Linked DNA regions of Mus musculus: regions 2, 3, 4, 5, 6 and 7 are each linked to region 1. A link is a loop called in an ENCODE intact Hi-C map of the cell type or tissue named here. Cell type or tissue: left cerebral cortex. All regions are shown on one strand. Links, peaks and the distances in the headings refer to the core of each region. The heading gives the core; the rest is flanking DNA. Region 1 holds the start of Ppp2r1a (protein phosphatase 2, regulatory subunit A, alpha). Region 2 holds the start of Zfp160 (zinc finger protein 160). Region 3 overlaps Zfp946 (zinc finger protein 946). Region 4 holds the start of Zfp948 (zinc finger protein 948). Region 5 holds the start of Zfp52 (zinc finger protein 52). Region 6 holds the start of Zfp946 (zinc finger protein 946). Region 7 holds the start of Zfp51 (zinc finger protein 51).

The links. A loop is a pair of places that touch in the nucleus more often than their neighbours do. Peaks named below come from ENCODE experiments on the same cell type or tissue, not always from the same donor. Only the 100,000 strongest peaks of a DNase experiment are listed, where the experiment ranks them.
Region 2: it touches region 1 in a loop (7-fold over the local background); 18 of 42 quality-filtered maps call a loop at or near these places.
Region 3: it touches region 1 in a loop (6-fold over the local background); 4 of 42 quality-filtered maps call a loop at or near these places.
Region 4: a loop joins it to region 1, with 3 times the contacts of the local background. A loop is called at or near these places in 9 of 42 quality-filtered maps.
Region 5: it touches region 1 in a loop (3-fold over the local background); 8 of 42 quality-filtered maps call a loop at or near these places.
Region 6: a loop joins it to region 1, with 4 times the contacts of the local background. A loop is called at or near these places in 4 of 42 quality-filtered maps.
Region 7: a loop joins it to region 1, with 12 times the contacts of the local background. A loop is called at or near these places in 4 of 42 quality-filtered maps.

The regions. Positions count from the first base shown.
Region 1 is chr17:20,942,640-20,947,095 of GRCm38, forward strand. It overlaps Ppp2r1a (protein phosphatase 2, regulatory subunit A, alpha), which reads left to right and starts at 2,815. Exons shown (of 15, transcript NM_016891.3): 1 at 2,815-2,944. The coding sequence starts at 2,867. In left cerebral cortex, for the core only: no CTCF peak of the experiment used is centred there; DNase peaks (open chromatin) are centred at 2,632, 3,041 and 3,634; H3K4me3 peaks cover 2,510 bases; H3K27ac peaks cover 2,101 bases.
Region 2 is chr17:21,006,606-21,011,061 of GRCm38, forward strand. Zfp160 (zinc finger protein 160) reads left to right here and starts at 2,336. Exons shown (of 5, transcript NM_145483.2): 1 at 2,336-2,381. In left cerebral cortex, for the core only: a CTCF peak has its summit at 2,686; a DNase peak (open chromatin) is centred at 2,326; H3K4me3 peaks cover 1,874 bases; H3K27ac peaks cover 1,310 bases.
Region 3 is chr17:22,432,447-22,436,902 of GRCm38, forward strand. All of the region lies in intron 2 of Zfp946 (zinc finger protein 946), which reads left to right. Among named protein-coding and RNA genes, the nearest start is that of Zfp946, 10 kb to the left of the region's middle. In left cerebral cortex, for the core only: no CTCF peak of the experiment used is centred there; no DNase peak of the experiment used is centred there.
Region 4 is chr17:21,563,821-21,568,276 of GRCm38, forward strand. It overlaps Zfp948 (zinc finger protein 948), which reads left to right and starts at 3,158. Exons shown (of 6, transcript NM_001002008.2): 1 at 3,158-3,425. In left cerebral cortex, for the core only: a CTCF peak has its summit at 2,631; DNase peaks (open chromatin) are centred at 2,613, 3,122 and 4,041; H3K4me3 peaks cover 1,690 bases; H3K27ac peaks cover 1,356 bases.
Region 5 is chr17:21,532,188-21,536,643 of GRCm38, forward strand. Zfp52 (zinc finger protein 52) reads left to right here and starts at 3,352. Exons shown (of 5, transcript NM_144515.2): 1 at 3,352-3,646. 9330136K24Rik (RIKEN cDNA 9330136K24 gene) reads right to left here and starts at 3,691. Exons shown (of 3, transcript NR_131123.1): 1 at 3,636-3,691; 2 at 2,241-2,284. It also overlaps a transcript of Zfp53 not described here. In left cerebral cortex, for the core only: CTCF peaks have their summits at 536 and 2,440 (motif pointing left); DNase peaks (open chromatin) are centred at 478, 1,903, 2,441, 3,347 and 1 more place; H3K4me3 peaks cover 2,544 bases; H3K27ac peaks cover 2,244 bases.
Region 6 is chr17:22,421,658-22,426,113 of GRCm38, forward strand. It overlaps Zfp946 (zinc finger protein 946), which reads left to right and starts at 2,545. Exons shown (of 7, transcript NM_198003.3): 1 at 2,545-2,772. In left cerebral cortex, for the core only: no CTCF peak of the experiment used is centred there; DNase peaks (open chromatin) are centred at 2,529 and 3,310; H3K4me3 peaks cover 1,847 bases; H3K27ac peaks cover 1,191 bases.
Region 7 is chr17:21,447,472-21,451,927 of GRCm38, forward strand. It overlaps Zfp51 (zinc finger protein 51), which reads left to right and starts at 2,903. Exons shown (of 5, transcript NM_009558.4): 1 at 2,903-2,950. In left cerebral cortex, for the core only: a CTCF peak has its summit at 2,406 (motif pointing left); DNase peaks (open chromatin) are centred at 2,404 and 2,835; H3K4me3 peaks cover 1,341 bases; H3K27ac peaks cover 1,013 bases.

The DNA of each region.
Region 1 (4,456 bases), core at 199-4,198:
ATAAAGAACCTATGTAACATGTATTTCTATTATATACTACATGTAATTGTGCTTGGTCCAGATAGTCTATAGTTCTTTTCTCAAGCACAAACAATGATCCAGATGTAGTCTTCTGACTGAAAAACTGTAAGCAAGAGATAAAATGTAGCAGGCATGTCCTCTGGGGTAAAAGATGCCAACAAGGGCAGTGAAATATAAAAGACAGAATATAGATAGTGGGCCCAAAGACTGTTTCTCAAACTCTGCTTGGAATTTCCAGCTATGCGCTAAACATTATATAAACAATGGGAAAAATAAAAATTGTCCATTCTTTTTTTTTATTCTTTTTTTTTATTCTTGTTAGGTATTTTCCTCGTTTACATTTTCAATGCTATCCCAAAGGTCCCCCATACCCACCCCCCCAATCCCCTACCCACCCACTCCCCCTTTTTGGCCCTGGCATTCCCCTGTACTGGGGCATATAAAGTTTGCAAGTCCAATGGGCCTCTCTTTGCAGTGATGGCCGACTAGGCCATCTTTTGATACATATGCAGCTAAAGACAAGAGCTCCCAGGTACTGGTTAGTTCATATTGTTGTTCCACCTATAGGGTTGCAGTTCCCTTTAGCTCCTTGGGTAATTTCTCTAGCTCCTCCATTGGGGGCCGTGTGACCCATCCAATAACTGACTGTGATCATCCACTTCTGTGTTTGCTAGGCCCCGGCATAGTCTCACAAGAGAGAGCTATATCTGGGTCCTTTCAGCAAAATCTTGCTAGTGTATGCAATGGTGTCAGCATTTGGAAGCTGATTATGGGATGGATCCCTGCATATGGCAATCACTAGATGGTCCATCCTTTCGTCACAGCTCCAAAAAATTGTCCATTCTTAAACTGAACCTAGAGTCTTGTGTCTCTGTCTCCAATTACCTTCCTTGCTAGGCCCTGTTGATGTCCAGCTGTGTTGCCCACGGCATAACTGAATAACATTTACTATTTCATAATATCCTAAAATGTAATCATTAATCATAAATATGACTATGTCAATGTCACTAAAAATTTAGTGTTTTTCAGCATAAGAGATAAAGGATACAAATTTAAAATCAAAAAAGTAAATAAAACCTTATTTTTTAGTTTTCATAATTCACATAAATTGATTAGAAATGCCAGTAAGCCCATTACCAATCACAACCTAGTACTAATTAATTAAACTTACCCTCTTCTTGTACTTGTTAAGAAATCCAGTGCTTCCTACAATGTTTAACCTAGGGCAGTTCAAAGTAAGACTAGAAAACTTTACTATATCTGAAAGGAGAGGAGACAGGCAAGAGGATGTTTTTTCCAAAAGATCTGTTAAATCAAAAATGGTCCAAGAAGGCACTGTTTGGAATTCCTCTCCATAGCCTCTCCTGAGTTCCCCAGTTTTCTGTTGATTGGTTTCAGAAACACATAAAGTACAGTATAGAAGAGTTCATATAAAGGAAAGAAACTGAAGAATGGCCAGAGAGATCATAAAAGAAAATACACTCACAAAGAATAGACAATGGTACCATTGTGCCAAACTCTTTTAGTGAGGTAGCGTATAAACTGAAGTTTCTAAGCCAGACCATTTGGATTAACTCTTATGGGATGAGGCAATGGTATGGCTGTCTTTTGAGGGTTACACCATAGACCTTTGACTGGCCCGGAGGTCACTATGTAGACCAAGATGATGTCAATCTCAGAAAGATGACAAGTTTTTGCTTCCTGAGTTTCATGATTGAAAGCATGTGCACTTTCACACATGGCTATGCCTTCTGTTCGTTATCACAAGACCAAGTGTTTCCTATTCAGGGCCAGAGATATGTGATCTGCATCATTACTTAGGAACGCCTACTCTCTGTGAGGGGGGGGGGGTTGTTTGTTTGTTTGTTTGTTTATTTCCACTCTCTGTGAGGGTGCTTTCTCAATTTTCTCTCTAATTGGAGAGGAAGAAGGGGGAAGGGAGGAATGGAGGTGTGGGGGGGAGGATGATGGAGGAGGGGAGAGGCGAGGGGAGTCGAAAGGAGAAAACAAAAATCAAGTATAGAAATAGCCACGCTTTAACAACCTTGATAGCATCTAACAACCCCGCTATGCCCACCTTCTTCCCTTTCATATTTTCAACCTTAAGGAGAAAGGATTGTGATAGTTTTATATTCGCCTTCTAAGTGAATCACAGCGCCCAAGCTCATTATGAGGCAGAGGTCCATCCTCAAAAAACTTTCGACCTTGTTCATTTTTTACTAGCTACCTAGAAGCTCCCCGGCAGGATGAAGACTCGCTCTGGCCGCTCTATTTCTTCCGGGTAAGGGGGGTGGGTAATAAAGCCTTGAACGCCAAGAGCCCCAGAACCGCATCCTAGAAACCAAGCAAGGCAAATCTCCCTACTTAGGAGTCCCTCCTTTACAGAGACCGGTATAGCAGAACCAGACAAGCATGTCCTTCATTACGTCACGCATAGCTCCCAAGACTCCAGCTTAAGTCTTCTCCGCCTCTCCCCAAGGGGCCATCTTAGCCACCTCCCACCCTCGACTCTCATTGGCAGCTAGACCTGCTTGTTCCCGTGGTTGCTAGCAGCGACGTAGGCGGGCACAATCTTGGTCACTAAGATACTTCACTTCCGGTTCCTCTCGTCCTTCGGGAAAAACATCTCATTCGTCCGGCCAATGGTGAATGAGAAGTAGGCGGGACTTGGTTGGTTCAGACCAAACAGACGCGAGCTTGTGCGGCAATGGCGGCGGGACGGCCCCTGTAGGGCGGCTCGGGCGCCCCCACGTCCGCTTTGCGTCCTTTCCCCGGCACCGCCCCGCCCGATCCCGGATTCCGCCTGGAGCTCGCTGCTGCCTGATAGAAACGCCAGGGAGCCAAGATGGCAGCTGCCGACGGTGACGATTCGCTCTATCCTATTGCGGTGCTCATAGATGAACTCCGCAATGAGGACGTTCAGGTACGGGGATCCTTCCGTTAGAGTGTGTGGGGGAGATCGGGGACGGGGATCTTCGCGGAATGTGGGAGCGATGGCTCCGGGTTCTCCGGGAGTGGCGGAAAGCAGCGGCAGCCAATCAGAATTCAGGTCTCATCTTTCTTAATAGCAAGGTTCGATGAGATGGCAGCCTTCATTGGGTGCCCGGCCAAGCGGAGGGCAAGCCTCGAGGGTCCTACCTGAGTGCGCGCGGCCGCCCCAGATCTGGGCCTGGGCGGCCCGAGATAGGGTGGCGGTCTTGTTGCCGCCTGCCAGTCGGTGATTGGCGGCGGACTCAGAATGGCTCTTTGTAGAGAATCGGCGGGGGCGCGTGACCTGCTGAGTAGAAACCCTCAGGGGTCCTGGCGACCCGGGTAGAGTTCCCATTGCTTTTAATGTTTTCGTTTTAACTGGAAGGAGTGGGGACTGATATTGGGATTGGGGACTGATACCGAGATTTCTGTCCATTCTTCACCGACCTCCACCTTGTATTTTGGGTTAGCTCTCCTGAAGGAGGAGGAAGGAGGCGGTGAAAGTATCCTCTCCTGAGATTTAACTAGCCGTAGCTGGGGTGGGTAACGTGCACAGACCCACCTGTTCTCCGACCTGGTCCCAAGCCGGCCTGCCAAGAGAGTTGATAGTTCTGGTTCATGGGAGAAGAATGAGCCAGGACCCCAGAGTTGTCGGACTGCTTTGGATTTGAAAAAGAGGTCAGACCTCAAGGCCGCATCCTCTCACCTGAGGATGACCTTGTGTGCACATTATTTCATCGCCCCTGGCTTCTGTTTTCTACAAATAGCGGCTAATAATAGTCCTGGTTTCCCTCGGTGGCCGAGGAAAAGTAGTAAAATGAAACTGGCTGTATGTAAAGGCTCTATAAATGTTAGCAATTATTTTGGGGGTGTGGCTATTGTGGCACTGTGCTACAGCCCTCTGCTTTTCCTTTTATATAGAATTGTTCATGCTGCACTCAGTCACCTTCCTGAACCTGGGCCTATCCTCTAAGTCTTACGTATTTATGTGTGACTCTGGTTCCATTGTTGGCAAGACTGGATTTGTACTCCTGGATCTTGCAATTTTTGCAAATTGACTCAGGCAGTCTGTGTTTCTCTTCTGTTAAATGGGAATAATAATCTGGTTTTGGGTATACTGAATGAATTTATTTGCATATGTTCTGTAAACACATGCAAAGCATGAGGAATGTTATTGGGTCATAAAGGAGACCAGAGCTTGGTATAGTGGTGCATGCATGCTAGCAATCCCAGCACTCAGGAGGCAAAGGCAGTGTCAAGGCTAGCCTGGTGACACTGTATCAAGAAAGAAGCAGTCTGGTTGCTGTACAAAGGCTAGATGTGAAACAGGTAAACAGAACTAAATCTGCATATTACCACATGTAAGAAAGAATGAGACTTGTCAATGTTGAAAGAGTGAATCAGCAAGTGTTTGCTGGGCCTTTCTTCAGAGTGGTATTTTGGATAGTTGAAGAACAAAAGAACA
Region 2 (4,456 bases), core at 196-4,195, 64 kb after region 1:
CCCCTGGTGTTAACTTTCACAAGGCTCAAAGGAGTAGCACAAATTGTGTCTAGGATGTGAAATTCTTATCTGTCATTAGCTGACCCTAGGCAGGGCTGTTTTATCGTTGCCGTAAACATTACCTGGTGCCTGTAAGTCCTTTTGAAGTCATTCCTCTGTTTTGTGTCAGATAACTTCAATGTACTTTGCCTGCTGTGACATCCTACTCCTTCGTTTTCTGTAGTATATAAGACTGGTGTTCACTTTGTGGCATTACATTCAGATCTAACACACTCTCTTGTGTCTGTGTCTGTCAATTCTCGCTGACTCTATACCCATCTGTCTGAGAGTCTGATTCCCATGGATTGAGGGGGGCCCACTGAGCCCAGTCCGTGGCATAATATCAAATCGGGTGCTTATAACATGTAGCCAAAAGGGACTGTAAAGCCCTTCCCAAGTGAGTAGGTTCCAAGTTGAGCACAGTCTCGGCTCCATGGATGAGCTCCCAGCTTCTGGTTCTGACCACCTGTCTTAGTCAGGGCTTCTATTCCTGCACAAACATCATGACCAAGAAGCAAGTTGGGGAGGAAGGAGTTTATTCAGCTTACATTTCCACATTGCTGTTGATCACCAAAGGAAGTCAGGACTGGAACTCATGCAGGTCACGAAGCAGGAGCTAATGCAGAGGCCATGGATGAATGTTACTTATTGGCTTGCTTCTCCTGGATTGTTCAGCTTGCTTTCTTATAGAACCCAAGACTACCAGTCCAAGGATGGCACCACTCAGAATAGGCCCTCCCTCCCTTGTTCACTAATTGAGAAAATGCCTTATAGCAGGATCTCATGGAGGCATTTCCTCAAGGGAGTTTCCTTTCTCTGTGATACCTTCAGCTTGTGTCAAGTTGACACACAAAACCAGCCAGTACAGGACCCTAGGCACATATTCATGAGATAAAAGAATCCTTATGGAAATGGTTCACCTTCTAGTGGTTCTCAAGAGCAATACCATATTTTAAATATCTTTGTTTCCTCTTCTCTTTTTCTTACCTCTGCTTCAGATTTAGGGGGGCAACCTGCCCAAGGACATGGCATTTTGAAGGACATTTGCAGAGAGGATGTCCAGACTCTGAGCAACTGCTTTCAATAGGATGAATAGCAAATGACTTTCTACTAACATAATGCATATATTAAAATGTTCAGCAGGAAGTAGTAGGGATCATGAGACAGTAGTGTAGGGTGAAATGATTACTATTCATTATATATTTAAAAGTATGTATCTGAAAGTACTTTGCAATGGTGAAGTACCAGGGAAACTCAGTGCATCTCATTATTCTATACTGGTGATAGTTTGTTGAATTCTATGTGTACTTCCTTTGGAAATGTTTGATGAACTGTAGATATGCTACATGGTGGAAATGAGAAGAAATATTTTTCATTAGCCATTCCTCAAATTATTCCCGCTGACCTTTGACAGTTACATCTGCAGACTGCTGTCACAAACATCCTTTAGAACACATGTACTTGTATGCAAGAGTTTGTTTCTATTTAAAGTAGATACAGTAAGAACTTTCAATGAGAATGCCAAAATAGCTTATATGCTGTTTCAAACTTTCAAGCCAAAAAGCACTTAAAATATTTTTAAATTGTTATTTTTATTACAAAGAGAAAAGTTGGCACTTAAAAAAAGAATCGATCTTCAATGCCAATCGTTCATGACCTTTGTGAATGCAATTCTCTTTTGTAACAGAAAATATAACTTTTAAAATAGGTAATTGTTTTTATATATAAAACTCTTCGAATTAAAAATAAAATCAATGCTTGCTTATATTCACCATCGTCCCCGACTCTCCTACCTATGCATGGTTACTGATTGACAATGCTCAGGAGCCCTGCTCCTTAGAGCTAGGAACCTGTGGGAGAATAAGGAGGGACTGAGAACTGTGCACCAAGAACACAACCTACTCTGAATCCCCTTGTAGAGCCAGACCCATGCCCACTTGTACTTGAGCACTATCCTACTCTCCAATGCATCCCCACACTCCCTTCTAGTCCATTATTTGGTTTGACCCTCCACCCCCACCCCGCTGTTTTCCGAAACAGTTCTAAGCCCTCACCACGCCATTCTCAGCATTCAGGTCCTCTCTAGCCCATAAACATTTCTTTAAATACTGTCCCCTCCAAGCAACAGTTTCCTGTTCCAAGTCCCACTAGCACGCAGTGGCCAGCATGCCCTAAAATTTCCTTCTCAGAGCAGCTTCCTTTCTAGGTACCGCCCCTTGTTAGCGTCAATCACTTGTTCTCTGGTCCCGCCTTATTTTACCCCGGATCTGACCGCGAATGCTGAATGCACTCCTGCGCAGCGACCCGGAAGCGGTTTTGCTCTGCATAAATTTTGTAGCTGGGTGAGTTTTCCCAGATTCTTTAGGCCGGTTGCTGGCACTCAGAACCCGGACCTCTGCCCTGGAGTCCCCATCTTGTGTGCAAAGCTCCACTCGGTGACGCGGAGAGCTGCGAGACTGAGGAAGTAGGAACGTGGGAGAGAGAGATGGCAGCGGAGCCAGGGGAGGGGATGGAGCCAGGAAGGAGCGGGGGCACGGATTCAAAAGCTTCAGCGGTCGGGGAGGAGACATGACTATCGTTTGTGCGGGCAGTGCCAGGTGATGCGGTACTAGAGAGTGCCGCGGGTGACAGAATAGCAGAGGAGCAGCTTGCCGCGGCGCCTGGTGGAAAGGAAAAAGAAAGCAGGGTCTGGAGATGCTGGCAAGAGTGGAGAGGAGGGTGAGAGAACAGCTAAACTGCCATAATGTGTGACAGAAAGAAAAGCAGGCGATGGAAGCGAAAGGGAAAGTATCTGGGGAGAACTTCCAAGACCAAGTTCTCAGACCAAGTTCTCAGCACAAAGATTTATTTGTCTTAGAGGTACAGAAGGCCCGGATAAAGGTCAGAGACAGGAGATAGAGGAAGAAGGGGAAGGGAACAAAGAAGAGGGCAGAAAGGGGCAAGAGAGAGGGGTTAGGAGTATTTGTCCAGAAGTGGGACAAATGACTGTTTCTAGATAGAGAGGAGACAGATGTGACCCATAGGCAAATGGCGGCTTATAGAGGTAAAATGAGAATCCCCTTATTAGGACGAGGTGTTTAGCTGGCACATTAATTAGGTGAGCCAGAGGTGCCTTTCGGTTGCCAGACTTCAATGCTTTGATAGCTGGGCCTTCATAGTAAGTGTCAGGAGGAGGAATTGGCCAAATAAAGGAATAGACTTTGGGTGTAGCTTTAGGAATGTAATCTGAGAGTTTTTAGCAAGGCAGAGAGAGGAAAGGGGCAAGGCCTACCAGAGTCATGGTCACCATGCTGGAGCTGGCAAAGTCCCTTCAGAAAGTGTGAATAAGATAGTGCAGAATGAGGGAGGGGCAGGCTGGATAAAGCAGAAGTTGATGGAATAGTAAGGTTATTATTACTGAGCTTGTCTTTGTTGTTGAAATAAAAAAACCCTTAATTTTTGTTTGAATTTTAGTGGTATGGAAGAGAGTTGCAAAACTTGATCTGATGGGCATTAACTGGTATTGTGTTAGGCATGGTGGCACAGATCAGTAATGCCAGCATGTGGGAAGAAAGCTGGGGTAGGAAAATGGAGACTTTAAAGGTGGCGTGGAATACTAAGACAAATAACTAAGACACTTTCTCAATGAATAAATACTGTTGGTGTTTACTGATCCTTTATAGTCCTTATACAGCCAGAACTAATGTGAGATTTTTTAGACAGTGTCACCCTTCTTTGACAGGGGTAATGTGTGGAGGAGCTGTGGGATTCTTCTAACCCCCTAACACTTAACTTTTAGCATAGAATGTGTTGCCTCCGGTCACAGTAAATGTGTGATGTTTTTTCTCCTTCAGGCACCAACTTAAGTACTTTAACTCATATCTTTTTTATTATTATTATTTTATAGACATTTTTATGAGATATTTTCTTTATTTACATTTCAAATGTTATCCCCTTTCTTAGTTTCCCCTCCGAAAATCCCCTATCTCCTCTCCCCTTCCCTTGCTCCCCAACCCACCTACTCCTGCTTCCTGTCCCTGGCATTCCCCTATACTGTGGCATAGAAGCTTCCCAGGACCAAGGGCCTCTTCTTCACACATGGTGGGACTCATGGCTCTAGCTATTTATTTAACTCATATCTTGCTCACTTCAAACGCCACCGTTTCTCACCACTGTACCCTTTCACTTCCAAGTCCCATGTCCTGAATATAACTTGCTATCACAAGTGCTGTTAATCTACTCACTCAGCAACAGATTGTCAGGGAAATCCTTTGGTTAGGTTTGCTCATTATGAGAAACAAGACAAAGGGAACAGGTGACCTTTTCAGAAGAATCTCCTGTACGTTTCAACATGTCATGTAGGGAAGCTGTCCACTTCTGAAGTGTTGGCTGAAGGTTCTGCTTATATTGATTTTGTCTATTTGGTTATATGTGTTTG
Region 3 (4,456 bases), core at 163-4,162, 1.5 Mb after region 1:
GAAGGGGAGTTCGACCCTGAGTGGTGACAGTAGGGGGCTTTTAACAGCTAGCTGAGGAGTTGGGAGGAGAGTTGGGAGGAGTTGGGAGGAGTTGGGAAGAGTTCTTCTCTTCCGGGTGTCCTTGGTAAAATTTACAAGGCAGGAGTGGGGAGTGAGTTCTTTCTGAATTTTTATCTCCGTGTCCTCGGCAAAGGAAGGCAGGCATCTCTGGTTGTACAGTATAGAAACAAAAAGGCTTTTTGCTAGCTATAGAGAACAAAGAGCTTCTTTCTAGCTGTATTTTTAAAGATCAGGGAAAACAAGCTTGGGGAACATCCAGGGACTTTACCTTCCAGGGAGAAACGCTCTAAGTCGGGGTCTCACAAAATCAATTGGGTATGATGTTAGTGATAAGTGTCATCTGCTGTCTCATCCTTACCCTAATATTCTTCAATAAGAAATCATAGAAATTTACAGTAACTGTTAAAGGCAATTATATCACGTGATACAAATATATCTTTGGACTTCAGCAGGCATCATGCACAAACACTGAGCACACACACGTACACGGTGCAAAAATACTACTACATATAAGCTAAAATAAAAATACAATAAAAATGTTTAAAAGCAATGAGGCCAAATGGGACACGAGATTGATTTTGCCCTATTATGTTTATATATAAATGGTTCTAGAATATTCTACTGTACATCATCTCATGATTAGCCTATTACACACATTACTGACTTCCTGTATAATAATTAATCGTAGTAAAAACATAATTTATTTGACTGTGCATGTGTATGATGATGTCCTTATTCCATTAGTATCATTTTCTTGTATCCATATGAATAATAGCTAAATTTATTACCTTCATTTAAGCATTTTTGCTGCAAGGTTTGTTACCTGATATTTTAACTTTGTAAGCTTCAGTAGTTCTTTTATATTCTTTTCCATTTGTGGTCAGTTTCTCTGTTTTCTGATATAATGACAGTAGGACCTTGATAAGGATTGTTTTGTATCTCTACAGACTATTAAATTGTCTGTTTTGTCTTCCCATTGATTTCTTTTGTTTTATAATAGTTTCCACTGTAATAATTTTAATTGATTTTGAAGTCTCAGTTTAATCTTTTGAAGGTCTTGAATGTTCTGAGCTTTATCAAAATTCCACATTTAATTAGGATTACTTTGTTCAGAAACAAAATTCTTAACATATGTAGAAAAACAGAAACCTCCTTTCCAATTGCATTCCCATGTTTGTATGAGAACGTTTTACCCTTCTGGCACTGTTCACATGTCATGTATGGAATTTCTGTTTTGATTTATTGTAACTGTTAAATACATGTTGATTAGTGAGTATTTGCTTATCAGTTCAGGGATGTATAGGAAGAAGTAATTACATACAAAGCTAGCTGTGATAATTGAAAGGTATACGGATTCTTTGCTTGTTTTATTGTTGATGAAGCTGCATGCTCATATGCATGATGACTGCAGGAAGTTTGAGCCCCGCTGACTCTGTTCCTCACTTCTTTCTGTTGCTTTGTCGAAAAGATTAGTTTCTAGACAATCTTGAGTATGTAGACTGACCAGGCGGAGAAGGAATCTTTGTGCATATTAGTTGAGAATTTTGTTTATTACTAAAGAACTGTAGAATGGAGATTCCAGCTGGAAGATTGGTTTCAGAATGAATCACAAGATACGTGAGCTGCTCACTGACCTGCTGTAACAGGGGTCCTTAGTGTCAAGTATAGTTCATCAGCACGTATCATTTCATTATGTTTCTTGTAAAATAAAATTGGTGTGTTTATCGAGCAAATGTGGAGACAAATGCATTGAGCAGGTGAAAGAATTTCCCATCTGTGATTGGAAGGGTGAACGTGTGAACTGTTAACTCTCTGGAGCAGCATCAGGGAGCCTGGTATCAAGAGGGCACCTGTGAGAACCTAAAACCTTGGACTATATTCTGATTCAATTAATAATTTTTATTCAAATCCTGCAGAAGGCAGCTGCAGAAATGAAGTCAGTCTTCTTTCTTGTTTCTTTGTAAGATTTCATTAAATTTTCACATTTATCTAACTTTCCGTGTCAGAGCATGGTTAGGAGATTACTTTTTTGGTCCTCATCTCCTAAATGGCTCTACCTCTGAAAGAGATCCCCCTTCGCCATCTGCTGTGAGCAGTCTGTAGGCAGGCAGGTAAGGTCTCAGCCTCAGGGCCCCTCTCAGCCTTGATGAAAGAAATGCTGATGAACTCAATCTTATGAGGCATTTTGATGATCAACATAGAGGACTCATGTCCAGAAGTTTTTTTCCTCGCATAATCATCATCTTCTGTCTCTAGGTTTTCCATTTTCCCACTGTGTCTTCCAGGATGTTTCTTTGTCTTGGGTCAGAATAAAGAAGATAGAAAAGATGGCAGGAGACCTTACACAAGCTATGTCTTATGCCATACTAGGTTTGTTTTGTTTTATGAGATTGAGTTATGCTATGTTTCAGCTCTGGCTGTCCTGGAACTTGATTTGTAGACCAGGCTGGCCTTGAACGCTTAGATCTACCACTCTCTCCCTCCTGAAAGAGGGATTAATCCCTGAGTGCTGGGATTAGAGTCATGTGTCATCACCACCCAGTGTCTAGCATCGTTATTAAGAAATAGAACATCTTTTTTTTTTTAAAGCTTTATTTATTATTATATCTAAGTACACTGTTTCTGTCTTCAGACGCACCAGAAGAGGGCATCAGATCTCATTACAGATGGTTGTGAGCCACCATGTGGTTGCTGGGATTTGAACTCAGGACTTTCAGAAGAGCAGTTAGTGCTCTTAACCACTGAGCCATCTCTCCAGCCCGAAATAGAACATCTTATATATAGTTTTTCCTAGAAACTAGAATGGGACAGTGTCAGCAAATTTTACAGCAGCAAGAAGCCTCACTCATGAAGTCTGAGCACAGTACTTTACTTTAAATATACACAACAACATAAAAGGAAGTTTGTCTTTGGGACCTTATAGGAAAACAACAGTAATAATCCCCCATTAGAGTTCACATGACCTATCATACTTCTTGTTCTTGATTAATTTTAGAAACGTGACATGAGTTGTCTCTGATATGAAGCCTTAAATCAAATCAGAAAATGGTAAAGCACCATGATGAAGGCAACCTAAAAAAAGAAAGAGGTTACTTTGGGTAATGCTTCCAGAGGGTAAGAGTCCACCATGGCAGGGAGGCCTGACAGCAAGCAGCATGTTGGTGAAATAGAAAGCTGATAGGTCACATCCTTAGCCACAATCACTAAGGAGGGAGAGGGAACAGAGGTGGTTTGTGGCTATTTTTTCCTCAGACCCTCTCGTCAGTGTCATGATTTATTCAATAGTCTTCCAATAGCTAAATTTCCCAGAACATCTGACCAGCTAGAGCTTACATTCAAGTACATAAGAAATGGGGCACATTCTTATTCTAACCAGTATACTCAGTCTTCTAATACTCATGCTATAATTGTGCCCAAAGGCACGTTTTTAGAGGGTTTTAATATCAATGTAGAAAATACACCTTTAATGTCTTGTTTGGCTTTTCTGTTTGTTTATTTCTATATCCCTGATTGGCCTATAATGTGATATGGAGACACTGCTGGCTTCTAACTCACATATATCTGCTTGTCTGAGCCTCCTGAGCACTAAGATCAAAGCTCTTCCTCACTGAGTCTGGCTAGAATTTCACTTTTATTTTATTTTTTTTATATTGCTGCTTTAATGCAGCAAGAATCTTGTTCATTTGTTTCACCTATAATTTAGTGGAGTGATCCAGCCCCTTCAGCTTGTATTGAAACTGATGTCTGTCTTCTCTGCGGTGGACAGGCTCTTTATTGAATTACTATGAGGCTTACAGAGTTCTTCATTTCTGGTTTCTTTTCCAGTTGAGGATTTCTGAGATTTTCGATTTCTGTAGATCATGATATTCACATCCTGCATTATTCTTACTATTTCCTCAGCCATTTGTGAGAGTTCTCTTGTTCTTGAATCAGCTTGTTCCCATCCTCTTGGAGTTCAGGAGCTTGTTTCCTCTTTCTGTCATTTGACATTGTTGAATAGCCTTCAAATTGTACTTTGCGTTCTGTATCTTGAATTTCATTTCACTGGGAGCACTGGTATTGCGTTAGTGATTTGAGGTAGGGATATTCTATCAAAGCTTGTCATATTGCTTTGCTTCCAGCCTGTCAGTTGTCTTCCTACCTGGCTTTAGGTTAGGATGTGGGGTTTTCAATGTGAGATTTTACTCTTAAGGGTTGATTGATAATCTAGGATGGGGGGTGGCAGGTAATAGGTTACAGCATACTACTAGATCTAGCTCTGGTCTCAGCAAGTAATAAGCATGTGAGAAGCCCTTGGGTATTTACCAGTTCCAAAACAGATTGACATGTGTGCTTTTGAGGTTTGTGGACAATTAATGAGGAATAAAAATTTGCTTAGTAAATGCTAGTATTTTGG
Region 4 (4,456 bases), core at 340-4,339, 620 kb after region 1:
CCTCTTCTGTCTGTCTTATGCTACTTGTGTATATGTTTCCAATGCTGACCATTTGGTTTGGATAACTAGTTGGTATGCTCTCCCCGAGGGAGACTCCTGTTCCCAGCATTGTCAGTTGCCTGTAGTACACTCTGTAGAAATTGAGCTCAGCCTTGTGGGCTTTTCCCATCCACCTTGGCATGTCCATTGTTGTTGTGCTTGTTCGGCTCTTGTTTGGACAGTTGTGTGGCTGAGATTTTATGGATAAGCTCCTGGCATTACTAGGAGAAACAGCCTCACAGCAAACTTCCTGGTCTTCTGCCTCGTGATTATTGATACCCATCTTCAAAAATATTCCTTGAGCCTTAGATGCATAAGTGTTTTGTAGATGTATCCATTAGGCATGGGCTTCACAACTCTACATTTTGATTTGTTGTGGATTTTTTTTTTGTAGTGGTCTCTGTTGAAAGAGAAGTTTCTTTGATGAGGGAAGAAGCCTACATTTATTTGTTGGTACAAGGAAAAGATGTTTAGATTTTTATTAGGGATTATGCTGCTTTAGTAAAGTGGTGGTTGTTGGTCTCCTGTAAGATTCCTGATTTCACCAGCACTGAGTAGGTAGCTATGTTTCCAGTACCAGTCATGGTTTTCTTTTGTTAAGAGTGTTTTAAATCCAACTAGAGAGCTGTTGTTTACCACCAACATGAGTTTGTTGTTACTGCACCCTTAGAGTTGTCCTGCCAAGATGATTGTTGATTTGGTTTATCGGCATCATAACTGAGTAAGACTGTTGGTTAGATTCTTGCTTTGGAAGCTTGCAGGCTGATTCTGGGTTCATACAAGCTCCTCCTCAGGGAAGAGTCTGTTTTATTTTGAGGCAGGATCTCTCTGTGTATTGCAAGATGTCCTAGATTCTCTATTTAGACGAGGGGGGCCTTGAACACAGAGTTCCCCTGTTCCTGCCTTCTGAGTGCTTGGTTTGAAGGCTTACAAGACCTTGCCTGACTATACATACTGTTTTCTTATGTGTTTGATTGGCTTGTTGGTTTGTTTGTTTGTAGAGACAGGGTTTCAATTGTGTAACTTTGGCTGATGTGGAACTCACAGAGACCTCCTGAGTGCCTGAATTAAAGGCATATGCCACCACTGCCCAGCTCATAAGGTTCTGATAGTTACGCAAGGTAAAGGCTCAACTAACTTGATAGAAATGTGCTAATAAGATCTTCTGTTTACTGATATTAAAGACTTCTATTTTACTAAATAGAATACTCTAATTGAAATGATGTATATAACATGCCAAATATAAACAATGTGAAATAAATAATATAAATAAAACTAAGAGAAACAATGGGACTGAAGCAATTATAAGATGCCATCCTTAAAAGAACTCCATGAGTAGAATGACAGGAGTCTATCAGAACTCCAAAGAACTAACAACAAATCAGCTTAACACTTAATATTTCTTGACACACACACAACAATCAAGACTCTTAAACTCTATTACCTGATAGTAAACGAGATACTGAACCTGCCATGGTGGAGTATGCCTTGAATCAATCCTAGCATTCCAGAGGCAGGGAACGCTAATCTCAGTGACTTCCAGGCCAGCATGTCTCAAAAAACAAAAATCCCACCACATAGTGATACAACCAAAAAGAAATCTCACACTGGTGTTAAAATTAAACAATTGATCTGGTCACATTAGCACCGTTTTTTTGTTTTGTTTTGTTTTGTATTGTTTTGTTTTGTTTTTGTTTTTTTGAGACAGGGTTTCTCTGTTTAGCCCTGGCTGTCCTAGAACTCACTTTGTAGACCAGGCAGGCCTCTAACTCAGAAATCCACCTGCCTCTGCCTCCCGAGTGCTAGGATCAAAGGTGTGCGCCACCACACCCGGCTTAGCACCAGCTTTTAAACACAGGTACACACAGAGAAACTCTGTCTATAATGAATGGATGAATAAATACCCCCCCCCCTTTTCTATTATTAGATATATCACAAACACAGACACACACACATGACAGCATTGTGTGTTTCTGTGCCCACTTCAAATACTGCCACTCTCACCTCCTACCTCTTCACTATGGTCCACAGTTCCAACAGTCACTCTACTGTGTTCATCTCCATTCATTTTTGCCTGGGATCACTGAGATGAACCAGAGTCATTTGTGAGACCTTGCTGGAGTCTGATGTGCTCAGTATAGGATGACAACTAAAGGCAGTGATTCTTCTACACTCTATCCATAGCCAACATATAGAGAGCTGTTCCACTTCCTAGACTGACTGTGGTCTTGTGTGAGGCCAGTGCAGGGAAGGACAGTTGCTGTTGGTTACTGATTACAATAGTTGTATGGGATCTAGAGGATGGTGTGTCTTAGCCCTTTTCCCTCTTTCCCTTATTTCCTAACCTACTCTTCTTCCTCAGTGTTCCCAGAGCTGGAGTTGTTATAGAGTAACAGACTTTTTTATGACTAGAACCACGTACTTTACTTTTTTTTTTTTTTTTTTTTTTTTGCGACTGGGCTAGCCAAGAGTCTGCATCCACCAGAAATCTGTCATGAGAAAAGAGCCTCGTGAATGACTCACAGAAGACAAATGCCTTTCTGAGTTAGTAAAATGACATCTAGTGGTGAAAGCAGTACAGTGCGGGATGACTTCAGCCCTATGCTGATGACAAAACGATGACTACTGACTTCTTTAGACACCTTTCTTTTTTTTTTTCAAAATCCAAGTTCTTTGAATGTCTGTACCATAGTCAAATTTTCAGAATTTGGTATTGGCTTCCTATGTTTGTGTGTTGGGAATGGGACTCTGGCTTCTCAAGTTAGCCTGTTATTGTTTGGTATGAAGTATGTGTCCTAGAGGCTAGTTTTAGGCTATTTTGCATCTAAAGGATTCAGTACCCAGGATGGGGATCAGATACCGGGGTGCAGCGTCCTATTAGGCCCAGTTCTGGTCTAGGCAGACAGTGGCCACTGGGAGGCTGTGCATAGCGGGTCCGAAGCAGCCTGACAGCTGGAGCTGTATGGCAGGAAGCCTGAGACAAAGTGGGAGGGACGTGTTCGCGGGGCAGGGATATTCACCCAGAAACATGGTGGAAGGTTGTTAGACATTAGGTGGGGGTGGAAAACATAGTGTTCCGAGTGGGAGGAGTATTCCCAGTGGGAGGAGTTAGGGCAGTGACGTGAACGGAAGCTGGAAACTGGGTGTGGGAGGCTGGAAACGTGGGACGAAGAACCAGAAGTGTCAAGGACCTGTCAGGTCCAGAGCTCGCGGCCCTGCCCCGTGGGGAATCGCGTGGTTCAGACCTGGGGTCAGAGGACACAGAGGACTTCGTGGGAAGCTAAAACTCCAGGCAGCCGCGGGTGCCTTGCGGGGCATCCTGGAGGAATCAGCAATCAGTCGCAAAGCGGCGAGAACCGGAGCCAGGCGGCCCTGGAACCGCCCAGGTCAGAGGAGCTGTGGGGTTGGAAAAGGGCGGGAAGGGAACAGGGTGTGATCGGTTTGTCTTCTGCTTCTAAGGAACCTGGCTCGGGAATTCTGCTGTAGATGTCTTTCTTCCCTTGTCGAGAACTTTTAGCTCACATAAATCGGACTAATCCTGTTTTTTTTTTTTTTTTTTTTTAAATTGACTTCTGAATGCCAAATGTTCCTATTAGAATACTGTAGTAGAATATTTGAATTTATGTATTGATTTTTGAAAACCAATTCTGTTTGTTCAGGTTAAAAGGAAAAAGCTCTTGAAATTTACATTCATTCACTCTAACTGGCCTGTTTTACCAGGAGACTTACAGTGACTTGGCATCCCCGGATATCTTTTAGATACTATATATAAAGGAGTGGTTGCAAATAATCTGAAAGAATATTTTATTTTTGCAAATTACATAGGTATGGTTGTGAACATTAACATTTATAAGTAAACTTTTATTTCTCATTATTAATTTATTTACTTTACACTTCTATCGCAAACACCACCCCTCCCCCCACTTCCTCTCCTCCCAGTCCATTCCTCCTGCTTCTCCTCCACCAATTTCCTCCTCCATTTCTCCTCAGAGAAGGGGAGGAGTCCAGTGGCTCAGCCAGTCTAGTTGCAGTAGGACTAGGCTTATCTACCATTGAGGCTAGACAAGACTGCCCAGTTGGAAAAGGAATCCAAAGGCAGACAACAGAGTCAGAGACAGGCTCTGCTCCAGTTGTTACAGGGCCCACATGACAACTAAGCTGCACATCTGTTACAGTTCACAGTTAGAAAGGACATTATAAGCACAAATCTTTAATCCCTATCTTGGGAAACAGGCAGGTAGGTCTAGAAGATCCTTGTCATCCTGGTATACAGACATGGTTTAAGGACAGTCAGGGCTATGGAGAAATCCCGTCTATTGGAAACGGGAGAAGAAAAATGAAAACACGAATGAAACGTATTGTTGTAAACTATAAAACTATAAAGCGTCTTTTGAAAAATTAACTCTTCTATATTAGA
Region 5 (4,456 bases), core at 296-4,295, 590 kb after region 1:
GAGCGGAAGTGTCCTGTTTGTTTTAGCTGCTGTATAGTTGTCTGTTCTGTGTGTGTCACTTTAAGGAATGTTGAGGGACTGACGCTGTAGCGATTTGAAGACCCACCCAGCCTCTCGGCTTAACTCTTTCTTTTCCAGACCGATTCGCTACTTTAGGGAGCCTGAGAGTCCCGGGCCTAGGTGCTGGTGTCCCGCAGCTGCGGCGGGAAGTCGCGCGGGGCTGAGCCCACCTCGGGCGGAAGGCCGTGGGGCCTCGCCGGGGCGGGGGCCCAGTCACTCCGCTGGGGAGCCTACCGGCCACCGCGGCGCCCTGGGCAGCGGGGAAAACCTGGGACCCGAGTGGCACCGCTCCGCTTTGCGCAGGCAGAGGAGAGGAGCCCAGTTACTCGGCGCCAGCCAACAAGATGCTGTGGTGCGCCCGGGCTCCTCGGGGATTCAAACCCCAGTGTGGGGCTCTCCCTGCAGGCGGCGGGGCACAAAGAATCTGACCCGACCCCTCGATTAGCCGCGGCTCACCCAGGCGCGTTTCTCTCCCCTTCCGCCGAGCGGCGCACACAAGGGTCCACGGCCCCTAGAATGGTCTAAGACTCCCGCGGCCCTAACCTAGATCTCCATAAGTGAGGACATGAGTTCCCAAAGAGCAGAGCTTCAAGCTTGGACAAAAGCAGGAGAGGCCGATGTCTCCCTTTACCAGATCGTAGAATGGCCTCCTGGTCACTCATTTTGCTCAGTAAATGGCTACCCTTCCTGCCAGAAGTGCTCGCTCCCGATCTGAACTGATGTAGTCTAAGTTGTAAAGAGAGTGGACACCATCCTGCCACACTCAGCCCACTGAGAAGAACAACCACCGGGGCAGTCACCTTCCCAGAGCTACAATAAGACAATATACTATGTTAAGATGGCAGGCAACCCAGGAGGGCTTCAGACTAAATTTTTCCAGCCTCTGCCTCTCCATGCCCTCTGCCCAAAGATTAAAATAAAGATAAGATTGGCCTTCAGAGCCTGAGTCTTTCATCCTGTCCTTGTGTCTTTCCTTGTTGATAAGGTCCTGATAGTTACCCAAGGTAAAGGCACAATTTACTTGATAGAAATGAGTTAACAAGTGGATCTTCTATCTACTGACACTGAAGACATCTATTGTACTAGAGAGGATATTCTAGTTGAGGTGTATGAGTTTTCAGGCACATATAACATACCAAATATAAATGACATGAAACAAATATTATAAACAAGACTAAGAGGAGCAATATGACTGAATCAATTATAAAATGACATCTTCAAAACAAAGCCCAGGACCAAATTGACAGAATTCTATCAGGACTTTGAAGAGCAGCAAATAGACTAATATTTAATACTTCTTGACACACACAAAAATATCAAGACTTCCTGACTCTATTATCTGATACTAAGCCAGATAATGAATAAACCTGACATGTTGGAGCATGCCTTTAATCCTAGCATTCCAGAGTCAGGAACTGCTGATCTCAGTGAATTCAAGGCCATCTTGGCCCTCAAAACTGAAAAAAAAAAAAAAAAAAAAAATCCATCAGATACTGTTAGAACTAAGAAGAAATTACACACTGATTTTTTTTTAATTGATCTAGGTATGTTATCACGGGCCTTTAAGCACAGGTTCACACAGAGAAACCTTGTCTACCATGAATGAATGCCCCGATTTTTTTATTATTAGTTATTTCACACATACACACACACAAAGATAAAATGCATGTATATCACAGCATTGTGTGTTTCTGTGCCCACTTCAAATACTGCCCATTCTCACTCCTACCTCTCTGCTATCCTGGTCCACAGTTCCAACAGTCACTTTGTTCATGTCTATTCATATTGCCTGGCACCCACTAAGATGAACCAGAGCCATTTGTGAGACTGTGGGTTTGAAGCTATGTTCAGGAGCCTGATGTGCTCAGCACAGGATGACAACTAAAGCCAGTGATTCTTCTTCTACAGTCTATCCATTGCCAATGCCTGAGAGGTAAAGCCTTTTCCCTTTCCTAGATTGACCGTGGTCTTGTGTGGGGCCAGTGCAGGCAAGGACAGCTGCTCTTGGTTACTGATTGCAGTAGTTGTATGGAGTCTAGAGAACTCTAGACTTGGAATTCTTAGCCTTTCCCCCTCTCTCCCTTCTTATTTCCTAACCATCTCTTCTTCCTCCATGCTTCTCAGAGCTAGACATTGGATTGTAAAACTGACTTTTCTAGGGTTGGGACCACAAACCTTACTTATTTTCTGCATCTGGGACGTGCAAGATTCTCTGCGTACACCACTGTACTAGAGAGAGAGAGAGAGAGAGAGAGAGAGAGAGAGAGAGAGAGAGAGAGAGAGTTAGTTCTAGGTTTTATCTCAAAGCACTTTTGGAATCATGAAGACAAACTTGTTTCTGCTTTACTAAAATGACATGTCCGCCATCTAGTGGTGAAAGAAGTTCAATGAAGTATGAATTCAGTCCTGACTGTTGAGGTCTGTCCCTGTAACATAGCTGTAGCCATTTTGTTCCATGCCTGCCAGCTATTTCACATTGTTTCTGTAATATGCCAGTTAGTCATTGACACAGAAAAATAATTTGACTCAGAGCAGGGTCGTGTTCCACATACCCTGTTATCTTCTGTGTGTTCTGAAGTTGGTTAATCTTAAGAACTTTGAAAATTATATGCTCCACTTAGGACCAATCAGAATAAAGGTCAGATAGAACTGCTCTGTCTGGCTAGCAAAAATAGCTTGGGTCAGAGAAAACCACAGGTCAGCACTTCCTGCACCTGCATATGAGCGCATTGTGATTTTTTTCATTCTTAAACCAGTCCTGAGAAGTGTTTGTGGTTGTAGCTCAGCCCCCAAATTCTGATCAGTCTTAGGGTATGCATCCAATTATCTGTCCTTGTCTGACTGAGATCAGGGTTTGTGTGGCATGTAGGGCTACTGCTGGACCCCAACACTGACCACTGAGTTCTTGAGACAACCTCCCCCCTCCCCCAAATCCACGTTCCTGAAAAGTCTCTCTCCAAATCAAAATTGAAGTATTTGGTTTTGGTTTCTCATGTTTGTGTTTTGGGGATGGGACTCTGGCATCCGAATTTAGCCTGTTGTTTGGTATGCAGTATGTGGTGGAGAGGATGATAGTGAGATGGGGATCTTAGGTTGTCTGTTTTGCATCTGAAAGATTCAGAATTCACTATGGGGATCAGATATCGGGGTGCAGGGTCCTACCAGATATAGTTCTGGTCTAGACTGGCTGCAAGAGTGTGGGGAGACTGTGCAGAGCAACCTGAAGGGAAGAGCTGTGGCAGAAAGAAGCCTGAGACAGAGTGGGAGGGGCCGGTCTCCGCTGGGCGGGCCCACTCGCCCAGAAATAGAGGATGGAAGATGTGGTACATTGGCTGGGTGTAGAGGAAGGGTGTAGTGTGGGTGGGATTAGAAGACTGAGGCCAGGGAAGCTAGGAAGCAAGGTGTGTTAGCTTGGGAAGTGGGACTAAAAAGTCAAAGTCTGGAGTGTCAAGAATCCGGTACAAGACTGAGCTGGGGTTGGGGTTGAGGGGTAGAGCGGCTGCACAGTGTGGAATCGCGTGGTGGAGACCTGAGTATGGAGGAAACGGCGGGGCTCGCAGAACCGGAAAACTTACCTATACCGCAGGTACCTTTTGAGCATCCTGGGAGAGTCAGCAGTTTAGCAGCTGGCAGAGGCAGCAGCGGGGGATGGGGGAGAGGAAGTGGGAGTGGGGGTGGGGACAAGGGAGGGAGGCGCTCGAACCTTCCAGGTCCGAGGAGCTGAGGCGGGGCTGGGGAATGGGCAGGAGTGGGAGGGGAGCAGAGCGGGATCAATTTCCCCTCTGATCATAAGGATAACGACTCTCAAAATTGTGCTGTGGATGTCAGACCCTCGTCGATAAATTTTCAGTAATATTAACTGGAATAATACTATTTCTTTTTATTGACCTTCTGGCTGATCTAGTAGAATATTTGAATTTATCAGTTAATATTTGAAAACGCAGCTCTCTTTGCTATGACGGAAAGGACAAAGCTATTGAAATTTACAATCATCCATACTAACTTCCGTATTCTACCACTTCTCTATTTAAGAAAGTGGCATGTGGTGGATTCCCCATGAGCTTTTAGTCACGAAAGGAACTCCTGCAAACTTAAATGAATTTGATTGTACTGTTTGTTGTGAGTTTTACTGGTATGGATGTAAAAATTAAGTTTTAAAAGTAAACTGTCTATCTACTATTAATTTTCCATCGGGAACGTATGCAATCTGTGATGCAAATTGTGAAAAGAGTGGCGCCAGGCTTGGTGACACTCACGTTTTATCTCAGCACTCAGGAGCAAAGGCTATATAGTGAGTTCCAGGACAGCCAGAGCTATATGGTGAGACACTGTCTCAAAAAACAAAACAATAAAAATAATTACAAAAAAAAAAAAAAAAAAGAGGAGGAGAGAATAA
Region 6 (4,456 bases), core at 260-4,259, 1.5 Mb after region 1:
TCCATGCTCTGCTGACATTAGTGTATGTCCAACTGTTCATGAATATTGTATTTTCTAAGCCTCTGTGCTAGGGGAAGACAGCTGGAAAATAGATTCACATGGTTCTAGCACAGAGATATGGAAAAAGCAGGATAGACCTGGGAGATGAGAAAATCTCTGTCTCAGAGAGAATATCCTTAGTAAATATAGACTAGAATTCTGAGGTCGACAAACTAGAGTCCTACTTTCTGAACAGCACACATAGCTATTTGAGCTTTTCTTACTTTAAACAATTCATGTTGAAACAAGTGATAGTGACCTTTGAATGGAAGGCTCAGAAATGTAGAAAAATGTCTGTTCATAAGTAGCTGTGCATTTGAGGAAGTGTCAATTCCAGATTTTATAAAAGCCATGCATCGTGGATTTCATAGAAGAAACATATAAAACCCTGGTTTATTCATGCCTTCCCAGAATACCCTCTTAATCTCCATGAATTTGAAGCTGCAGTTCTGTTTTTTTGTTTTCAATTGAAGATATGGAAAGGATTATGTCACGGAACACATTCATTTGCAATAAACAATACTGCTGAAATTGAAAAACAGCATCTCTCACTGGTGCAAGAATATTTGATTTGTTGCTGATAGACTTGACAACATTTGTCAGCCTGTATGTTAAAGACAAGAGTGATAAAGTGATGTGTCAGGCACAAATGCTCGTTCATTTGAACATACATGCAAAAATACTCATAAAATACTTGCAGAGAGATTCCAAGATCACATCAAAAATATCACCAAACATGATCAAATAGGCTTTGAAGGGGTAGTTCAATGTACAAAAATCAACAAATATAAACCACTATACAATATTGCAAAAAGACATGATCATCTCATTCCATGCAAAAAAGGTCTTTGACAAAATTGAATATCCCTTCTCCATAAAAGTCCTGTAGAGATAAAAGATATGAGACACATCTAAACATAATGAAGGCAGGTTACAGTCTGCCTTAATCCTGGAACCAGGATTAAGTTAAATGAAGAGAAACTCAAAGCACTTCCACTAAAATCAGGAACAAGCCAAGAATATCCACACTTTCCATATCTATTTAATAAAATAATTGAAGTCTTAGCTAAAGCAGTTAAGACTACTGAGAGAGATACAAAAAGATACACAGTAGATTGAAAAGGAAGAAGTCAAATACCCTTATTTGCAAATGATATTATAGTATACTTGTGACCCAAGAATTTCCACCAGGCAACTCTATAACTCAAACACACTTTCCCCAAAGTAGCTGAATACAAAATTAAAGCTATTAAATCAATAGGTTTCCTATATACAAATGACAAAGGGACTAAGGGAAAAAATTAGGAAAGCAACACCTTTCACAATAGCCTCAAAAAAAAAAAAAAAAAAAAAAAAGAGTATGTTGGTGTTAACTTTAACCAAACCAGTATATGACCTGTATGATACAACTTCAAGTCTTTGAAGAAAGGAAATTGAAGAAGACAATTAGGAAGTAGAATGGCTATTCTACCAAAAGCAGTCTACATATTCAACACATTCTTTATCCAAATTCCAGCCTGTATCTTACAGACCAGAGTGATAAAGTGATGTGCTAGGCACAAATGTCCTTCCCCTTGAAAATCCATTCATTTCTATGTTCATTTTCCTTACCATCCTGATCCTGACCATGAATCCCCTGTGCTTGAAATTTTAAATAATGCAAACTCACCACATTTTATTTTTTCCTGGCTATCAAGATTCTGTTGTGCTATCATTATATTTTCACTTACACAAATTGGGTCTTATGCTGATGTTTTCATTCATATTATGGTTGCTATGCTATTTACAGAGAAATATTCGGGAAAAGTATTTGCATTACCTAGTCTCTTTGCTATTGTGGCCAGGACAATGCTCCTGGAGTTTAACTTTATTCATGCTTTCCAAGTGCCCTGTTCTACCACTTGCAGTTTCTACCAAGTGTCCTTTACCCCTGCAGCTCCCCCGTGAGCTTGCACAGCTCTCCTCTTATTATTATCTGTCCCATACGTTTTTATCCACATTTTCATATGATTAGTCTTTCTTGTATTTCACATGTTTTAAGACTGGCTTTGGGAAGAAGCCAGGCTTTTTTACTTACTTTTAGTATTTTGTGTAGGGAATGGAAGGAAAGAAATCAGAATTGTGGGTATTGGTTGCCATTTGCTGAGCGTTTTTAAAAGCTCAGAAGGCTTGTATCTTAACTTCTTAGTTAGGCTGCCCATCTTTTATCTGAGGGGTTCAGAACTCAATTGGGACTCAGATATTGGGGTGCAGCGTCCTTACTTATCCTGTTCTGGTGTGAAAGCATATCGGAGGCTGTGCAGAGCAGGTCTAGGGCAGCCTGGCTGCTGGAGCTTTGTAGCAGGCTGCTTGAGACTGAGTGGGAGGGGCCGGAACCTCCCTGGGGCGTGGGTACTTGTCGGGCGGGGAGGGGGCCAGCAAAAAGAAAAAACCAGAGGGTCTAGGAAAGTAATTACGGAAAAGAAAGCGCCTGGCTTGAAGTGTTTGGGGGGAACCACGTGACCGGAACCGGGGCCGTAGTGGGCGGGTCTAGGAGAGCAGCTCCAAAGATCAAGTCAGATAGGAAAATTCACCATTCCCTTAGGTACTTAAGTGAACAACTTGTTCTCTAACCGGGGGCTGGTTTTCCTGTCCTGGTTATTTCTGGACCTAGGGAAAACTCGGGCCTGGAAGAGTCAGCCGTCAGCTGTGCAGCGGCGGACACCGCAGCCCCGCGGCCCTGGAACCTCCCAGGTCAGAGGCGCTGCGGGGCTGGAAAACGGGCGGGAGCCGAGGTGGGGGTAAGGGGGGGGGGGGGGATGGTTTCCCTGGACGCTGCTCTCCCAATTCTGTTGTGGATATCTTACGGTTGTCAGGAAGTTTGAGATCCTGTGAACTGGGATTTATCGTGATTTTTTTCATTCATCGTACATTTACCAGAATATTCAGTCATAAAATTACCCATAAAATATCTGGTAGAGCAGTTGCATTATTATATGCTGTTAGTTATTGTAACAGTTCCTGGAATGTAAATTCATTCATGCTTTCTAACTGCCTCGTTTTACTAATTGCTTATTCAAGAGAACGCCTTTGGCTCTGGTTAATAGGTATCCTCCAAGAGCTTTGTATATAATTGTCATATGAGGAAACGGTACAGATTTTTTTTTGAACCAGGAAGTGTTGGAAGCCGACCGCGGCTCACATGAACCGGATTTCACCTGGAAGCCAAGCTGGGGCTGAAAAGAGAGGGGAACTAGGCGGTGGAGAGAAAAATGGAGCTAAGTCAAGATTCCTGATCAAAGCTCAAATGTTTAATGGCAAATGCGCTTATAAAGGGGGGGGGGGGTGTGGTGGGGGTGGGGGAGGCCCATTCCCGCCAGTTCATCCTTGGAGCCTGGAACCAGCTGCAGGAATAGTCTCCGTCCCAGCTGGTAGCAGCAGTGGCTGAACAATAGAGTGATCTAGGTAGGAAGGCTCTACCCAAGGTAATCTCCTTAGTGGCAGCAAGTTCAAGGTCTGGCTTAGCCTGCTTCAGGCTGGGGGGAGGTTACTAGAAAGTAGACCGTATGGAGCACTACAGTTATTGCAGTAAACATTAACATTTATTAAGCATACTTTTTATTGCCCATGAATTATTCATCTGAGATGTATGCAGTTTAGGATGTAAGTAAAGCATTGAGAAATGGGTCCGTTTACAGGAAGCCTACAGCCAATATCAAATTAAATGAAGAGAAATTCAAAGCAATTGCAATAAAATCAGGAACAAACTAGGCCATTCACTTTCTCCACGATGTCTATTCAATATGAAACTTGAATTCTTAGCTAGCACAAGAAGACCGCTGAAGGAAATAAAGAAAATAAACATTGGATTACAGAGGAAAAAGTAAAAATCTTATTTGTAAATGATATGACAGTATATATAGGTGACCCAAAAAATTCCACCAGGGAACTTCTACAACTGAGAGAAAACTTTCCCCAAAATAACTGAAGACCAAATTAATGCACAAAAATCAAAAGATTGTTGTTGTGAGACTTTTAAGGACTGCATCTGTTTTACGAGGGGTTAAATTGGTCTATTTGTTTATCTGATGTTGATTTCACTTTAGAATATGGAAGCTATTACTTAAATTATCCATTTCTTTTAGATTTTTATCAATTATGTGGAGTAGACATTTTAAATGTGCTTTATGATTCTCTGGTTTTCCTCTGGGTCTGTTGTTATGCCACATTTTTGTTTCTGATTTTGTTAATTTAGATCTTTTCTCTCACCCTTATAGTTAGTTTGGATAAGGGTTTGTTGATCTTGTTGATTTTGTCAAAGAACAAACTCTTTGTTTCATTGATTAGTTGTATTGTTTCTATATTTCTATATAATTGATTTCAGCCCTGAGTAAGATTATTTCTTGTTGTCTAGGTTTAGTTTCTTTCTTACTTCCAT
Region 7 (4,456 bases), core at 258-4,257, 500 kb after region 1:
GTGCCACCACCGATCATCTTGTAATGTCCTCACCATTACCCAAGGTAAAGGCTCAACATTTAAAATATGAGTAACAATAGGATCTTACGTCTACTGATAATAAAGACTTCTATTACACTAAACTGGAAAATCTAATTGAAATAGGTGAGATTCCAGGACATATAACATATCGAATGTAAACAACATGAAATAAATAATATTAACAAGACTACATATAGCAATGTGACTACACATAGCAATTAGAAAATTCCACCTTTTAAACAAATTATTTTATTTATTCACATTCCAGACATTACTCCCCCGCCCCTGCTCCGTGGTCTCCCCTCCCACAGTTCTTTATCCCACTTCTCCTCCAACTTGCCTCTGAGAGGGTCCTCCCCCCAATCAGACCTCCCCTTTCCCTGGGGCCTCACTAGGCACATCTATCACTGAGGCCAGACCAGGCAATCCTTTGCTATATATGTGCTGGAAGCCTCAGACCAGCCCATATATGCCGCCTGGTTGGTGGCTAATCTCTGGGAGCTCCCTTTGGTCCAGGTTAGTTGAGACTTCTGGTCTTCCTATGGGTTTGCCCTCCCCAACTGCTTCTTCAATCCTTCCTCTAATCCAACTATAGGGTCCCCTCCCCCCAACTTCAGTCCAATGGTCAGGTGTAAGCTATCCTGTGTCTGTCTCAATCAGCTACTAGTAGAGCCTCTCAGAGGAGAGCCATGCTAGGCTTCGGTCTTCTCCATTTTTGCCCCTGCATTCCTTTTAAATAGGAACAGTTCTTGGTCAAAAATTTTTACTGAAGGTCAGCAAGCCTGTCCCTCCACCTCTATCTACTGGAGGTAGTTCCCCCTACCCACTGTTGGGCATAAAATGCCATCTTTGAAACAACCCCACAACAAGATTGACAGGATTTTATTTCAAAAAACCAATTTCAAAGTGACTTAACAGCTACCACTTATTGATACAAAAGAGAAAAACTTCCTGACTCTTAACTATTACCTGATACTAACCCAGATTCTGAGCCAGTCTTGGTGGACCATCCCATTAATCCTAGCATTTCAGAGGCAGAGTAGGCTGACCTTAGTGAGTTCAAGGACAGCCTGGCTCTGAAAAGCAAAAACAAAATAAAAAACAAAAACAATCAAACAATTTAACAAATAGAAGTCCTCCACCCGATACTGATACAATTAAAAAGAAATTATAGACTGATGTAATTTAAAAACAACTTTGAGGGGCTCAGGAGATGGCTCAGAGGTTAAGAGCACTGTGTAGCCTTCCAGAGATCCTGAGTTCAATTCCCAACAATCACATCATGACTCACAACCATCTGTAATGGGATCCAATGCCCTCTCCTGGTATGCAGGTGTACATGTAGATAGAGCACTCATGTAAAAGAAATAAATATGTTTCTTTTAAAAAAATGTTTTTTGAACTGGGCATGGTAGCACACTTCATTAATAATTGTGTTACACAAAGAAAACCTTTCTCAAATGAATGAGTGAGTGAATGAATGACCTCCCCCAAGTTTTCTATTATTAGCTATTTCACACTTGCATATTGCATTTGTATGTCCACATCAAGTATTGCCCAATATTTTGGTATACTTTTGATATAAAGTACATATTCCACTCCTAAAACTCTGCTCTTCTGATTTACAATTCCAACAAACCTCTCGATTGTGTTCATCTCTATTCATATTGCCAGGGACCCAGTAAGATAGGAGCTATGTGTTGGAGCCTGATGTGCTCAGCACAAGATGACAACTAAAGGTAGTGATTATTCTCCTACAATCTATCCATAGCCAACCTCTGGGAGGTAAAGTGAGCTGTTCCAGTTCCTAGAATGACTGTGGTCTTGTGTGAGGCCAGTGAACATAAAGACAGCTGCTGTTGGTTACTGATTACAATAATTGTATGGAGTCTAGAGAATAGTGTGTCTTAGCCCATCCTCTCCTCTTTTCCTTCTTATATCCTAACCACCTCTTCTTTGGTGTTCACCAAGCTAGATGAACTAACTAGTAACTGACTATATTAAGACTAGAACCATATACCTTATTTTTTGCATCTGTGCAAGTTAAGGTCTCTGCATTCAACACTCCAGAAAAAAGGGAGGGAGGGAGGGAGGGAGGAAGAGAGAAAGAGATAAATAGATAAATAAATAAATAAATAAATAGAGGGGTGGAAGGAAGGGAGGAGAGAAGGAAGGAAGGAAGGAAGGAAGGAAGGAAGGAAGAAAGAAAGAAAGAAAGAAAGAAAGAAAGAAAGAAAGAAAGAAAGAAAGAAAGAAAGAAAGAAAGAAAGAAAGAAAGAATTGGTTTTTCTCACTTTAAGCATAAATCACAAGACTAACTCCTTTCTGAGTTAGTAAAATGACAGACCGCCATCTAGTGGTAACATCAGTACAGCACAGGATGAATTCGGCCCTGGGCGGATAGCAAAGAGCCACTGAATTCTTGAGACACCTATTTCTTTTCAAATTCCAAGTTCTTTAAAAGTCTCTCCCAAGTCAAAATTTTAGGATTTGCTTTTGGCTTCTCATGTTTGTGTTTTGGGGATGGGACTTGGGCTTCTGAATTTAGCCTGTGTTGTTGTTGTTTGGTACAAAGTATGTATTCCAGCGGCTGGAAGTCCAGGAGGTGTTAGGCTTCCGGTCATTTATCTAAATGGTTCTGAACTCACTATGGGGGTCAGATATCGGGGTGCAAAGTCCTACCAGATCCACTTCTGGTCTAGCTAGCAGCAAGCATGAGGGGAGGCTGGGCGAGCTGACAGCTGGGCCTGTGTGGAAGGCAGCCAGAGACAAAGTGGGAGGGACGGGTCTCCGCGGGGCAGGGCCACTCACCCGGAAACGGAGGGTGCAAGCACATTGGACGTTACCAGGAAGTGTAGAAAAGTGTTGAGTGGGAGGAGTTAGAGGAGTGACGTGAGCGGAAGCTGGGAAACTAGGTGAGTGAAGCCAGGTAAGTTGAGAACCAAAGCCAAAAGTGTTAACGACCTGTTCACGTCCAGAGCTCACGGCCCTGCACCGTAGGGAATCGCGTAGTGTAGACCTGGGATAGCAGAACGGGGAGGAATTTAGGGGAAGGTAAAACGCCGGCCAGCCGTGTGCCGCGCGGGGCATCTTGGGAGAGTCAGCAGCACAGCAGCTGGAACCATAGCTCAGAAACCTCCCAAGTCAAAGGAGCTACGGGGCTGGGAAGGGGCCGGAAGAGAGCAGGGCGTGATCAGTTTTTCTGGTGTTCATAAGTAAGCTGGCTCGATATATTTTAGTGCATATAAACTGAAATAATCCTGATGTGTTTTTCATTGACCAAATGATTGCCAAAATATTCAAAATAGTAGAATAGTAGAATATTTTAGTTTATCTACTGAAGTTTGCAAACCAGTTCTCTTTGTTGAGATAAAGGATAAAGCTCTTTAAATTTACTTACATCCATGCTAACTCCACTGTTATACCCAGGACATACTTGGTGACTTAACATCCCCAGAGAGCTTTTAGCTATTACTCATGAAAGGAATGGCTGGAAATGTAACTGAATCTCAGCGTATATTTGTTGCGAGTTTCGTAGATATAGTTGTAAATATAACTAGAAGTGATTGTCATCACTTCTTCCTCTCCTTCTAGTCTCTCACTCCTCCACTACCTTCCTCCCCCTATCCTACACCTTCCTCTCTTTATCCTCAGAGAAGGGAAAGCCTCCTGTGGATATCCACCCTCCTTGGCATATCAAGATGCAGTGGGATTAGGCACTGCACTGAGGCTATTGAGGCTAGACAAGGCAGCCCAGTTAGGGAAAGGGGATCCAAAGGCAGTCAACAGAGTCAGAGACAGCCTCTGCTCCAGTTGTTAGGGGACCAACATGATAACCAAGTTGCACATCTGCTACAGTTCACAGTTAGAAAGGACATTATAAACCAGTTTTTAATCCTTTAATCCCTGTATCCTATAACCCTTTAATCCTTTAATCACAAGCCTTTAATGCCTACACTTAGGAAACTGAGGCAATTGGATCTGGGAGTTCCTTGCCACCCTGGTACATAAAGGGAGTTTAAGGACAGCTAGAACCACAGAGAAATGTCAGTGGGAAGAGGGAGAAGGAAAAGGAAAAAAGAAATAAAACAGAAAAGGTATTATATTGTATATGATGGTACTATAAATCATCTTTCAAATAATTACTTTAGCTCTTCTATATCAGAAAAAAGACAGCAAAAGTATTTTGTCTCCTTAGTTCTAGAAAACCACTTTGTCCATGAACACAAACTGTTTTTTGGTTTGGTTTGGTTTAGTTTGGCTTAGTTCCTGTGTTTGTTTTGTCTGTGGCTTGAACCCATTGTGTCCCTCTGTCTGGCCCAGAACTCATCCTGTCATGTAGACTAGGCTGGACTGGAAGTCACTGAGTTACACCTGACTCTGTTTCCTGAGTGCTAGCGTTAAAGGTGTGCACCAGGACCACTATTCAAACTGT